Linked DNA regions of Homo sapiens: region 1 is linked to region 2. The links are chromatin contacts, found by Hi-C or POLR2A ChIA-PET in ENCODE. All regions are on one chromosome and are shown on one strand. The core of a region is the stretch at or near the end of the contact, and the rest is flanking DNA. Distances in the headings are between cores, read along the strand shown. Region 1 holds the start of QTGAL (queuosine-tRNA galactosyltransferase). Region 2 overlaps QTGAL (queuosine-tRNA galactosyltransferase).

What was found. Hi-C counts contacts between places; a loop is a spot of excess contacts on that map. ChIA-PET counts read pairs that join two places held with the same protein, here RNA polymerase II (POLR2A). Pooled maps may share reads with other maps.
Region 1: a map of CD4-positive, alpha-beta T cell shows a loop between it and region 2 (3-fold over the local background). The contact joins the promoter of QTGAL here to the enhancer-like site in region 2. A Hi-C loop is called at or near these places in 15 of 168 maps with a recorded cell type or tissue (B cell, CD14-positive monocyte, CD4-positive, alpha-beta T cell and 10 more), 12 of 37 single-sample maps with no recorded cell type and 16 of 50 pooled maps. POLR2A ChIA-PET finds 5 or more read pairs at or near these places in 11 of 52 experiments (CD4-positive, alpha-beta T cell, CD4-positive, alpha-beta memory T cell, CD8-positive, alpha-beta T cell and 8 more).

Annotation. Positions count from the first base shown.
Region 1 is chr17:83,050,060-83,056,626 of GRCh38, reverse strand. QTGAL (queuosine-tRNA galactosyltransferase) reads left to right here and starts at 4,857. Exons shown (of 13, transcript NM_001009905.3): 1 at 4,857-4,890. The coding sequence starts at 4,876. It overlaps LOC124904094, which reads right to left and starts at 5,440. Exons shown (of 4, transcript XR_007065967.1): 1 at 5,382-5,440.
Region 2 is chr17:82,983,383-82,989,871 of GRCh38, reverse strand. The region is part of intron 6 of QTGAL (queuosine-tRNA galactosyltransferase); the gene reads left to right. Among named protein-coding and RNA genes, the nearest start is that of QTGAL, 65 kb to the left of the region's middle. RefSeq lists enhancers at 3,465-3,759, 5,164-5,665. Within about 2 kb of position 3,656, at least 4 of the 41 ENCODE cell types and tissues checked have a DNase peak (open chromatin) inside an H3K27ac peak, as active enhancers do; they include CD4-positive, alpha-beta T cell and natural killer cell, where a contact is called at or near this core.

The DNA of each region.
Region 1 (6,567 bases), core at 3,608-6,107, 66 kb before region 2:
CTGCAGAACGCCGTCACCTCAACTTCTCTGTCCAGGCTCTGCAATTCACAGGCTTGACTTTCCTTTCGTAGGATCAGCCCGTACCCCCCGGAGCTCCAGGCCGGTACCCCCACCCCTGGCTCAGAATTATCCTCCTGAATTGACTCTGGGTTTCCCTGTGCAACTAGAATCCTACAATCCCCAACAGGTCTGAATCCCAGGAATGTGGGCGGCTGAAAAATGGAACTCGAGGGACCACATCCGCACTTAAGTCTACTGTCCTGAAGACTTTTTCATTTATTTTTTTGTAGATTACTTTTTTAAAAAGCATGGGCTGCAACTCCTTAATAAGTCATTAAATCCACATGGTGAGTCACAGCCTTTAAATAGCTGAGACAGAGTAGGAGAGATGACCTCAGTGCACACATCGCCGAACAGCCAGGCTGCCCTCACGGGCTGCTTTATTATGGGGGTGCTATGGTCACCACGTGCAGAGTCTCCTACAGTCTCGAGCGACCCTGCCCTCCAGGCAGCACCCACTGCCTAGGGGAGGTCGAACCAGGTCTGTTGAGGTTCATCCCCTCTGGAGACTTGGACACACGAAGGTCTAGGGGATCAGGCTGTTGAAGGAACCTGTTGGGCTCTTGTCTTTAAAGCTTGAACTCAGCCCTCACTAGCTGCACTCACATCAGAATCATTCTTACTGGGGACCCAGTGTCCCCCAAGTCTAACACCGTCCGTGCGGACCTGCAGGGAACCTCTGTCTCCCCACCCAGCACCGAGTCTAACACCATCTGTGCGGACCTGCAGGGAACCTCTGTCTCCCCACCCAGCACTGAGTCTAACACCGTCCGTGCGGACCTGCAGGGAACCTCTGTCTCCCCACCCAGCACCGAGTCTAACACCGTCCGTGCGGACCTGCAGGGAACCTCCCCACCCAGCACCGAGTCTAACACTGTCTGTGGGGACCTGCAGGGAACCTCTGTCTCCCCACCCAGCACCGAGTCTAACACCGTCCGTGCGGACCTGCAGGGAACCTCCCCACCCAGCACCGAGTCTAACACTGTCTGTGGGGACCTGCAGGGAACCTGTCTCCCCACCCAGCACCGAGTCTAACACCGTCCGTGCGGACCTGCAGGGAACCTCCCCACCCAGCACCGAGTTTAACACCGTCCGTGCGGACCTGCAGGGAACCTCCCCACCCAGCACCCAGTCTAACACCGTCCGTGCGGACCTGCAGGGAACCTCTGTCAACCCACCCAGCACCGAGTCTAACACCGTCCGTGCGGACCTGCAGGGAACCTCCCCACCCAGCACCGAGTCTAACACCGTCCGTGCGGACCTGCTGGGAACCTCCCCACCCAGCACCGAGTCTAACACTGTCCGTGGGGACCTGCAGGGAACCTCTGTCTCCCCACCCAGCACCGAGTCTAACACCGTCCGTGCGGACCTGCAGGGAACCTCTGTCTCCCCACCCAGCACCGAGTCTAACACCGTCCGTGCGGACCTGCAGGGAACCTCTGTCTCCCCACCCAGCACCGAGTCTAACACCGTCCGTGCGGACCTGCAGGGAACCTCTGTCTCCCCACCCAGCACTGAGTCTAACACTGTCTGTGGGGACCTGCAGGGAACCTCTGTCTCCCCACCCAGCACTGAAGGCTGCTGAGAAGTTCTTCGATTTGGAGACCTGATGTCTTGGTCCATTTGTGCTGCTGTAACAAAATACCTCTGACCATGTGATTGATAAACAGTAGAAATGTATTGCACACAGTTGTAGAGGCTGAGAAGTCCAGGATCCAGGCGCCAGCAGACTTGGTGTTTGGTGACAGCCTGTTCCCCAGAGATGGTACCTTCTATGTGTCCTCACGTGGAGGAAGGGACAGAAGGGCTCCTTCAAGTCTCGTTGAAGGGCACTCGTCCGTCATGAGAGGACAGCCCTCACGGCCCAGTCACCTCCTTAAAGCTCCATCTCCTAACCACATCGCCTTGGGGGTTAGGTGTCAACATATGGTTTGGGGGGACACACACATTGAGACCACAGCACCTACTCCAGGCCCCTGGCAACTGGTACTGAGTCCTCTGAATATAGCCAGTATTCGCCAAAACCTTTTGCACAAACAACAATTAAAAATAAAGAAAACTGGCTATCTGCAATGGCTCTCACTTGTAATCCCAGCAGTTTGGGAGGCCAAGAGCTCGAGACCAGTCTGGGCAACAGCAAGACCCCATCTCTACAAAAATAAAATAAAATAAATAAATACAACTGCCCACTCAGTGAACCCAAAGCTGTGGGGCGTTTTGTGTCACTTCCTCTGCTGGTGCCCACGTGACGTCAATCATCTTTCATCAGCACCTCACTTCCCTCTGAACGAAGACCACACGATCTCCACCCGGCCAGCTCTGAGGCCCCAGGTCCTCCTTCCTGTCTCTCTCCAGGGTACAGTGTCAGTGCCTTCTGTCCGGGCCCTCTGCTGACCTCTCCCCGAGGATCTTCCTACTGCGAGGGCAGTGATCTCAGGCCCCACCACCCTTGGATTTCAGGACCCCACCTCTGCAACCCTGCATTTCTGAAACGCACCTTGGCACTTTGAATGTTCCCAAAAAGGAGATTCTAATCAAATTTGAATTAGGGGGAAGTCAGTGAAAAGCAAATTTCTGGCACCAGGAAATGTACAGGAAGGAAGGTGAGAGGCAAGCCCAGTTCTGGACACCATGTGCTGTGGAGGGGCAGAAGCCATCTGTGACCCCTGACCTCTGGCCCTTACCACCTACCTTATCATGAGCCTACGGCGCATTCTGGCAGCTACAGGGCTACTTTTTACTGAGTCCTTTACAATGAAATGATTCCTAGTACCCCAACCTCTGGAGAACATGAAGTCCCTGGAAGCAAATTCTCAGATAGCTTTTGCTGAACGGTAAATAAGGCTGCATTTTCACTCATGTGACTTAAGCAGTCCACTTGTAAAACAGGCTTTGCAAACAAGGAGGCAATTTAAGGGAAAAAAAACCATCTATGAAGTGATGCTTAACAGAAGTTTGGCTTTGTTGTAACGGTTAATTGACAGAATGATTTGCATTTAATCTTAGTTTTGGACAGCCAAGGATTTGTCCAGGAAGGGCTGCTTACAGCCATGCTCATTAATTGTGAATTACTCATTACTTCAGATCAGCTGGAACAAATCCCAAGCGGGCTTAATCTCTGTGTGCAGGCAGCCCAGGGCTAATGGCAGCAGTCCTTTTTATTGACCCCCACGGCCCTGTCCCCAGTCAACCTCCTCCAAGCAGGGAGTTTCCAGAGGCCTCACAGCCGCCTGGGAGACCCCTCATGGCAGGCTGCTCCCTTGACAAGTTCAGAACTGCTGGGGTTCCCGGCCGCGCGTTCAGGACTCAAATCTGGAGATATCCGCTCTGTGCTCCTCAAGTATAAGGTTAGATAGGGATGGGGCCTGGCCTGTGTTCCTGGCAGGGAAGGCCACCTCTGAGCTCCCCCAGAGCCCGGCCGCCTTCTCCGGGTTCCCAGCCCTGCAGTTCCCAAGGCTGCATGCGGAGGCGGAAATGAGGGCAAAGGTGGAGGGTACCCGGAGCTACTGAGGTCATGTCTTTCCCCAGGCACCCCTTCTCCTGGGGGACCTCACGGTGGGGTCAGGGCCTCACTCCCGGGCACCCCTCCTCCTGGAGGACCTCACGGTGGGGTCAGGGCCTCACTCCCGGGCACCCCTCCTCCTGGGGGACCTCGCGGTGGGGTCAGGGCCTCACTCCCGGGCACCCCTCCTCCTGGGGGACCTCCTGGTGGGGTCAGGGTCTCACTCCTGGGCACCCCTCCTCCTGGGGGACCTCGCGGTGGGGTCAGGGCCTCACTCCCGGGCACCCCTCCTCCTGGGGGACCTCCTGGTGGGGTCAGGGCCTCACTCCTGGGCACCCCTCCTCCTGGGGGACCTCGCGGTGGGGTCAGGGCCTCACTCCCGGGCACCCCTCCTCCTGGGGGACCTCCTGGTGGGGTCAGGGTCTCACTCCTGGGCACCCCTCCTTCTGGGGGACCTCACGGTGGGGTGAGGGCCTCACTCCTGGGCACCCCTCCTCCTGGAGGACCTCCTGGTGGGGTCAGGGCCTCACTCCTGGGCACCCCTCCTCCTGGGGGACCTCGCGGTGGGGTCAGGGCCTCACTCCCGGGTACCCCTCCTCCTAGGGGAGCTAACCCCGGGCACCCCTCCTCCTGGGGGGACATCTCAGTGGGGTCAAGGCCTCAGGCCTGGGCACTTCTCCTGGGGGACCTCGCCCCGGGCACCCTTCCTCCTGGATGACACCCCGGTGGGGTCAGGGCCTCACCCCTCTCCTGGGGCCGTCAAGTGTCCTGCACGCCCTGCTCTCCCTACCGCGTCTGTCTGAAAGGACGCCCTGCAGTCCCCTCGTCCTCCCCGGTCAAGTAGCACAGCCCACAGCCCGGGTGAAATGCAACGACCTTTTACATATCAGCCTTGCTTGAGGCTTTACAGCAACTCCAGGCCGCCTGGCTTGGGTTTGCAGCGCGGCGCCCTCGCACAGCCCCGCCTTCCCCGCGGCGGCGTCTACGGGGGACCAGAGATTGTGACGCGCGCCCTAGGGGAGAGCAGGAGGCTTCCACGGGCCAAGGAGGCGGCTCCGAGAGGTGACCCGGGACCGGGGCGTGGCCCAGGGCGGAAGACTGAGGCGGCGACCTCCCGGCCCCGCCCCGCGCCGAGCAGCCCCGCCCCTTCCACGCCCCTCCGGGAGGCCCACCCCTATGGACGCCGCTCTGCACCAATCGGAGATTGCCTGGCCTCAGACCCGCCTCCTGGTGCCGCCCGCGCAGGCGCCGTAGGCCGAAGCGGCGGGATGAGCGGAGCCGGCGTGGGCGGGGCGTCCGAGGAGAGCCAGGCCATGCAGGCCCACGTGGTAGGTGCCAGCGGGGAGGGTGCCCCGCCGTGCAGGCTGGGTCCTCGCGTCCCCTCACCCCGCCCTCCAGTCCTCTCTCGCTCCGGGGTTCGCAGCCCCGCACCGCCTCTCGGGCTCACCTACGGGGTCTCCGCCCTGAGCAGCCCTTAGGCCCCGCGGGCGAGCGCGGCTGCGCGTGCGGGGGACGCTCGGGATTGGAGCCCGCGGGGCGCGGCCGAGATCTGCAGCTCCGGCTGCGCTTCCTGCCCCCGTCCCGCGAGCGTGGCCTCCTCACCGACCTTCCTCGTTCTGATTTTGAAGCTTCCGGGCTCGGAGCTCAGGCAGTTCCCCGTTCGCCCTCACCTGGTCGTGGGGTGGAGGAACGGCGCACCTGCCTCATCCCCGCCCGCCTGCCCCGCGCTCCTTCCCCGCGCCCGCACACCTGCCTCGCTCCCGCCTCGCTCCTGCGCACCTGCCCCGCCCCCGCGCACCTGCCCCCGCACCTCACACACCTGGTCCGCGCACCTGCGCATCTGCCTCGCTCTTACGCACCTGCCTTGCCCCTGCACGCCTGCCCTGCACACCTGCCCCGCCCCCGCACACCTGCCCCACACCCCACACACGTGCCCCGCGCTCCTGACTCGCCCCCGCGCACCTGCCGCGCGCACCTGCCTCGCTCCCGCACCCCACACACCTGGTCTGCACACCTCCCCGTGCCCCACACCTGCCTGCACACCTGTCCGTGTGCCCCCACACAACCTCGCACCCCACACGTCTGCCGTCACACATTCCCGGCACACTTGCCCATGCCCCACACACACGTCTTGTGCCTGCACACCTGCTTCACACACCTGCTCTGCGTCCTGCATACATGCCCGTGCCCCATACCTGCCCGTGCACCTGCCGTGCACACCTGCCTGCGCATCCCACACACCTACCTGCACACCTCCTCCGTGCCCACACACCTGCCTGTGTGCCCAGCACACTTACCCCAAACACGTGCCCTAAAAACCTGCCCTTAAGCCCCGAACACCTTCCCCGTGCTCCGGCAGAGGCTGGAGCAAAGGCCCTCAGGGTTCAGACCCAGCCAATAGGCCGATGCAGGGAACAACCACAGGGATGTAGGATTAGCAGTCGCCCAAAGGCTCAGCATGTTTTCTGTTTTTTGTTTTTTTGTTTGTTTTTTTTCCAGCCTTTTTTCTTTTTTATTCCAGTCTTACTAAAATTGGTAACAGGTGAATCAAGGTCTATCTTTGATAGAAACATTATATTTTGTAGATCTTGAGAAAAATTATTTCCTTCTTTTCCTCTAAGTAAATCCAAACTAAGGTAAATTTGTAAATAAATTAGGGAACTCGTTTTATTTTTTTTTTAATTTTTATTTTTTGAAATGGAGTTTCACACTCGTTGCCCAGGCTGGAGTACAATGGCGCGAGCTCGGCTCACCGCAACCTCTGCCTCCCGGGTTCAAGCGTTTCTCCTGCCTCAGCCTCCCGAGTAGCTGGGATTACAGGCATGCACCACCACACCAGGGTAATTTTGTATTTTTAGTAGGGACGGGGTTTCTCCATGTTGGTCAGGCTGGTCTTGAACTCCCGACATCAGATGATCTGCCCGCCTCGGCCTCCCAAACTGCTGTGATTACAGGCGTGAGCTACCGCGCCCGGCCAGAACTCGTTTTATTCTTATTAACCTAAG
Region 2 (6,489 bases), core at 2,407-4,906:
TCATAAATCAGATTTTCTGTTTAGTTTTTTATTGTTTGTAATTTTTTCTATTTTTGTTTGTTTTTTCTATTTTAAATTGTCAGCATTATGTTTTACAATCACTATGCTTGTGTTTCACCTTTGCATCATTTCTTTTACAGAGCTGTAATTCATTTATGCATCTTTTTGCAAATTCGACTCCACAAAGGTGCACTATCAACAATGTTGACTTTGTAAGCATTGTGCATGTCCGTAAAAACGTTGAAACTTCCTTAGTAAATGAAAAGATGTCCTTTTTGTACATCTGCATTTATGAAAGATGAAATTTCTTGAGATCTTGGCTTTTGGGGTGAATGTGTATGTGGTGGTAACCATCTTTTTTTTTTTTTTTTTTTTTAGTTCCAGAATACATGTGCAGAATGGGGGGTACATTTGTTACATAGGCAAACCTGTGCCATGGTGGTTTGCTGCACCCATCAACCCACCACCTAGGTATTAAGCCCTGCATGCATTAGCTATTTTTCCTGATGCCCTCCCTTCCCCCACCTCCACAACAGGCCGTAGTGTGTGTTGTTCCCCCCGTGTCCATATGTTCTCATTGTTCAGCTCCCACTTATGAGTGAGAACATGCAGTGTTTGGGTTTCTGTTCCTGTTTTGGTTTGCTGAGGATAATGGCTTCCACCTCCATCTATGTCCCTGCAAAGTACATGATCTCATTCATTTTTATGACTACATAATATTCCATGGTATACCACATTTTCTTTATCCAGTCTATCATTGATGGGCATTTGGGTTGATTACATGTCTTTGCTATTGTGAATGGTGCTGCAGTGAACATACGCGTGCATGTACCTTTATAATAGAATGATCTGTATTCCTTTGGGTATGTACCAGTAGTAGGATTGCTGGGTCAAATGGCATTTCTGGTTGTAGATCCTTGAGGAATCACCACACTGTCTTACACAATGGTTGGACTAATTTACATTCCCACCAACAGTGTAAAAGCATCCCTACTTCTCCACAGCCTTGCCAGCATCTGTTGTTTCTTGATTTTTAAAAAATCGCCATTCTGACTGGCTTGAGGTGGTATCTCATTGTGGTTTTGGTTTTCAATTCTCTGATGATCAGTGATGTTGAGCTTTTTATCATATGTTTGTTGCTGCCTAAATGTCTTCTTTTGAGAAGTGTCTGTTCATGTCCTTTGCCCACTTTTTGATGGGTTGTTTGTTTTTTCTTGTAAAGTTAAGTTCCTTGTAGATTCCAGATATTAGACCTTTGTCAGATGGACAGATTGCAAAAATTTTCCCCCATTCCATAGCTTGTCTGTTCACTCTGATGGTGTAGTTTCTTTTGCTGTGCAGAAGCTCTTTAGTTTAATTAGGTCCCATTTGTCAATTTTGCTTTTGTTGTAATTGCTTTTGATGTTTTTGTCATGTAATATTTTCCCATGCCTATGTCCCGAATGGTATTGCCTAGAGTTTCTTGTAGGGTTTTTGTAGTTTTGGGTTTTACGTTTAAGTCTTTAATCCATCTTGAGTTAATTTTTGTATAAGGTGTAAAGAAGGGCTCCAGTTTCAGTTTTCTGCATATGGCTAGCCAGTTTTCCCTGCACCATTTATTAAACAGGGAATCCTTTCCCCATTACTTGTTTTTGTCAGGTTTGTCGAAGCTCTGTTTGCAGACAACATGATCCTATATTTAGAAAACTTCATCATCTTAGCCCAAAAGCTCCTTAAGCTGATAAGCAACTTCAGCAAAGTCTCAGGATACAAAATCAATGTGCAAAAATCACAAGCATTCCTATACACCAACAGTAGACAAGCAGAGAGCTAAATCATGAATGAACTTCCATTCACAATTGCTACAAAGAGAATAAAATACCTAGGAATACAGCTAACAAGGGAGGTGAAGGACCTCTTCAAGGAGAACTACAAACCACTGCTCAAGGAAATAAGAGAGGACACAAACAAATGGAAAAATATTCCATGCTCATGGATAGGAAGAATCAATATCGTGAAAATGGCCATACTGCCCAAAGTAACTTATAGATTCAATGCTATTCCCATTAAATTACCATTGACATTCCTCACAGAATTAGAAAAAACTACTTTAAAATTCATGTAGAACTGAAAAAGAGCCTGTATAACCAAGACAGTCCTAAGCAAAAAGAACAAAGCTGGAGACATCACACTCCCTGACTTCAAACTATACTACAAGTCTACAGTAACCAAAACAGCATGGTACTGGTACAAAAACAGACACATAGGCCAACAGAACAGAATAGAGATCTCAGAAATAAAACCACACATATACAACCATCATGGTTTTTGATGGATCTTGTCCAAAGACTTAGGTTGTCCAACAGAATATTTCAGATGACAGGAGCTATTTCTTTATGAATACGGTTCATCTGCTCATTAACCGTTATACCCATGTGACTGTCATTAGTGTACTTGAGTGTTTATGCTTGTAAAAATGTGTGTGTTAGTATTGTCTGTTTTATTGTGTAAAGTGGCCTATGAAGCATGCTGTCATGTTTTTGTACATTTCTCAAATAAGTCTTCTTTTTAAAATTGTAAGCAAATGTCTTTCAAATCATTATTTATTTTTTCCTTTTTCTCGCTAACATTTGAGATAAAGAATTTTTTAAATTTTTATGGACACATAGTAGGTGTATATAATTATGGAGCACATGAGATATTTTGATAAAGGCATGCAAAGTGTAATAACTATATTAGGGTAAATGGGGTAAAGAATTTTTAAAATTATTTTTTCAAGAACTACATTTTTCAGGATTGTGATTTGGGGGATTTTAGACTTTAGGGATTTTGATCTTTCAGGATTTCAACATCCTGGATTATGGTGTTCGAGACTGTGTCAGCCCCACTCCAGGGCAGGAGAAAGGCACTCTGCCTCGTGGGGGTATGGTCAGGTTAGTGGGACAGGGAGGAGCGGGGGCAGCCAGCTGCACACCTCAGTCCAAGAGGAGAAAGGTGCTCTGCACCCCATGAGGGGTGCCAGGACGTCCACCTCTAATAGCGAGGTTGTGGGAGTAATACGCCCCAACATTACGGATTTCTTGTGATCGCACCATGTAATGAAATGCTTTCTGAATTTTGAAAATGTAATTTTGATCTGCAGTAAAACTGAAACCTTAGTATAAGGATCACTGGCTTCTAACGTTGGTGCTGTTTATGATGACGGCATCAACTATTCCATTAAGTGAGTTCACAGTGATCAGGGTTCCTTGATGAGCTTTGCTTTCCGCATCAAATCTGCTTCACCAGCTTTCAAGTTCTATTCCATAACATCCTGTGTCACGCGGAAAAGCGGGGGAAGAAAAAGACCTTCTTCCATTTAGATTTACTTTTTACATTTGGAGAAGATGAATATTCCATTGATGGCCTCTTACAGGTACCAGTGGTTAAAGCGTGGGGAAGCGAATTTGTTTTCCTGCTTTTAAAGCGATTTCCTTACTTCCAGCCCAGCTTGTGGGTATAGCCTGTCCTCTCCCAACACACCTGGCATTGCACGGGAGCCTCCAGCCAGCAGCGTATGGTGGGGGCGGAGGGGCGTGGAGGTGCCTGCCAGATGTTGACGATTACCAAGGAACAGAGGCTGCTCTGTGGCCACGGGGTCGGGCTGCCGCAGAGCAGCTATTTCCTGTCTGCACCGGCGGCAGCAAGCCCAAACTGTGGGCTGCAGCCGAGTTCACGGGCACAAAGTCACCTTTGTGAGTGTCTGGTGCAGCTTCCTGGCTGGGAAGCGGAGAGGGTCCCCCACGTTGAAAGGGTGTGCAGAGTCCCTCGCCCTGAGCTCCTGGCCCGGTGTCAGGTTTCTGAGCAGGGCTCCTGAAGACAGCATGAGGGCTTTGATCCCAGGCACTCAGCACTTGGAGTGCACAGAGAACAGGCCCGGACCCTCCTGAGGAGCCCTCCTGGGTCCTCCCATCACCAGAGTTCAGAGATTCTGGGATGTGCCACTTCTTCAGGGACACACACTTTCCTGGAATACACGATGATTTTTAATGCTTTTCTTAAAGAATGCCAGCTGTCTCACGGGGCAGGGAAATGGAAAACCTCGTAAGGCCTCTCTTCTTCTTAACTGGGAAGTAAAAATTCCATATTCATTGTGGAAGCTTTTGGCCTCCGATCAACCCTGGGCTCCTGATTTTGGTTTTCCTCTTTGGAGATTCAGTCCCGCGTATTAGGGCAGTGGGAGGCGTGGGGTCGCCGCAGCCTCAGGACCTGCTGAGCACGGGCTTCTGCTGCTTTTGATTCTTGGGTAGCAGGAGTCACGTGAAAACGGTGCCACTAAACACCAAGGATGTAATTGAAGTGGAGGAGGCACAGTTTGAACCAGAAATTCATGTTCCGAATCGAGGGGTAACATGAAGACCCAGTCATAACAAATAAATCAGGTAGGTCCTCTTAGATAGAATTTTCCTTTAGCAAGTTAGTGGGAATTAACGTGTGAAGTTCAAAGAAGAGATCTCATTTAAACCATTTCTCAGCTGTTACATTAACAGAAATCACTTCCAACTATTTTAATAAGGTAACTCAGCCACCAAGTCAAGTTTTATGTTCATTGTCTGAGTCACATTTGTGATGTGGGAAGTGGCATATTTTGATTTGACTTTTGATGTGTCTGTTTGACATGCCTGATGGGATAGTCACCACATACAACGTTAAATCAGAGCTGTGTAAAATTAACACTGCTAATTCTAAACAAACCGAAAGGTGAAAGTTGTCTATGCCAGTGGCCTGGGGTGGTGCCTGCCTGAAAGCGCCCCTGTCTGAGACAGGCCCTCTTTGTACCTTCTGTCCCTTCCCCAGGGGGCTGCATCTCCTGATTCCAGGGAGGCCCAAAGGGGAGGCATGGGCAGAACCGCCACCCGGCTTCCCAGGTTGCCTTGGGCCCTTCTGGAAACTCGAGGGAGGGGGTCCCAGCAGGGCCACGAAGGGGACTCAGAGGTCCTGGCAGCTTGAAGGAAGTGGACAGGGCTGAGATGCATGCTCCTGCTCTAGCTACCCGGGGTGGGCCGCACTCACCAAGAAGGGAAGGCAGACAGTGGTGTGACGCGGACCCCTGCTGCCCTGCACGTCTCCTGGGGGGATCCCTGCTTCCCCGCCGTCCCAGCTCAGGCCCCCATAAAGGAACACTACAGACAGGGCAGCTTAAACAACAGACATTTGTGTTCTTAAAGTTCTTGGGTCTGGAGGTCCAAGCTCAGGCTGCTGGCAGGGTGGGTTCCTCCTCATGCCTCTCTGTGGCTTGCAGATGGCACCCTTTCCCTGCACGACCCTGTAGCCTCTCCCTGTGTGCTCACATGGCCTCTCCCCTGCATAATCACGTGGTCTCTCCCTGCATCCTCCTGTGGCCTCTCCCTGCGTCCTCCTGTGGCCTCTCCCCTGCATAATCACGTGGTCTCTCCCTGCATCCTCCTGTGGCCTCTCCCTGCGTCCTCCTGTGGCCTCTCCCTGTGTGCTCACATGGCCTCTCCCCTGCATAATCACGTGGCCTCTCCCTGCGTCCTTCTGTGGCCTCTCCCCGTGTGCTCACGTGGCCTCTCCCCCACATCCTCACATGGCCTCTCCCCCGTGTGCTCACGTGGCCTCTCCCCTGCGTGATCATATGGCCTCCTGTGTGCTCACGTGGCCTCTCCCCTCCCCCACGTCCTCATGTGGCCTCTCCCCTGCGTGATCATATGGCCTCTCTTCTGTGTGCTCACGTGGCCTCTCCCCTCCCCCACGTCCTCACGTGGCCTCTCCCCCATGTGCTCACATGATCTCTCCCCCGTGTGCTCACGTGGCCTCTCCCCTGCGTGATCATATGGCCTCTCTCCTGTGTGCTCACGTGGCCTCTCCCCTCCCCCACGTCCTCACGTGGCCTCTCCCCTGCGTGATCATATGGCCTCTCTTCTGTGTGCTCATGTGGCCTCTCCCTGTGTGCTCACTGCTGGTGTCTCTTCCTCTTCTTATAAGGACAACAGTCCAGGGCCCCACCTTTGGGACTCACGTAACCTTAGCTACCTCCTTAAAAGCCCATCTCCAAATACAGTCACATTGGGAGTTAGGGCTTCAACCCGTTAATCTGAGGCACACAGTTCAGTCCTCAGCACTTGGACACCCTCCTCCGCCCCGGGGCCCCTGCCCTGCCTGGTGCCCCTGCCCGCTCTAGGGCTGCATAACGGGAGCCGCTGCCCCCACGGAGCATCTGCTGTGCGACTGTTCCTGGCGGCGCCCATCCTGTCACCATTGCTGAGCTGTTCCTTTCCTTCCCCCAGCATCTGAACGGCACCTGCCACAGGTCGGCAGGAATGAGAAGTGAGAAAAATGAGACCCACTCTTCGTAGTTTCTGATCTCATGGTTCTGTGTGGGGCTGGGAATGTGTGTCTCTAACGCGTGCCCGAGTGTTTAAAATGGACTCTGAGAATGTGTCACACTGAGTCCACGTGGAGGTCAGGCTTCTGGCGAAGTGTGCATGAAAAACTGCTTCCCCCCAGGAT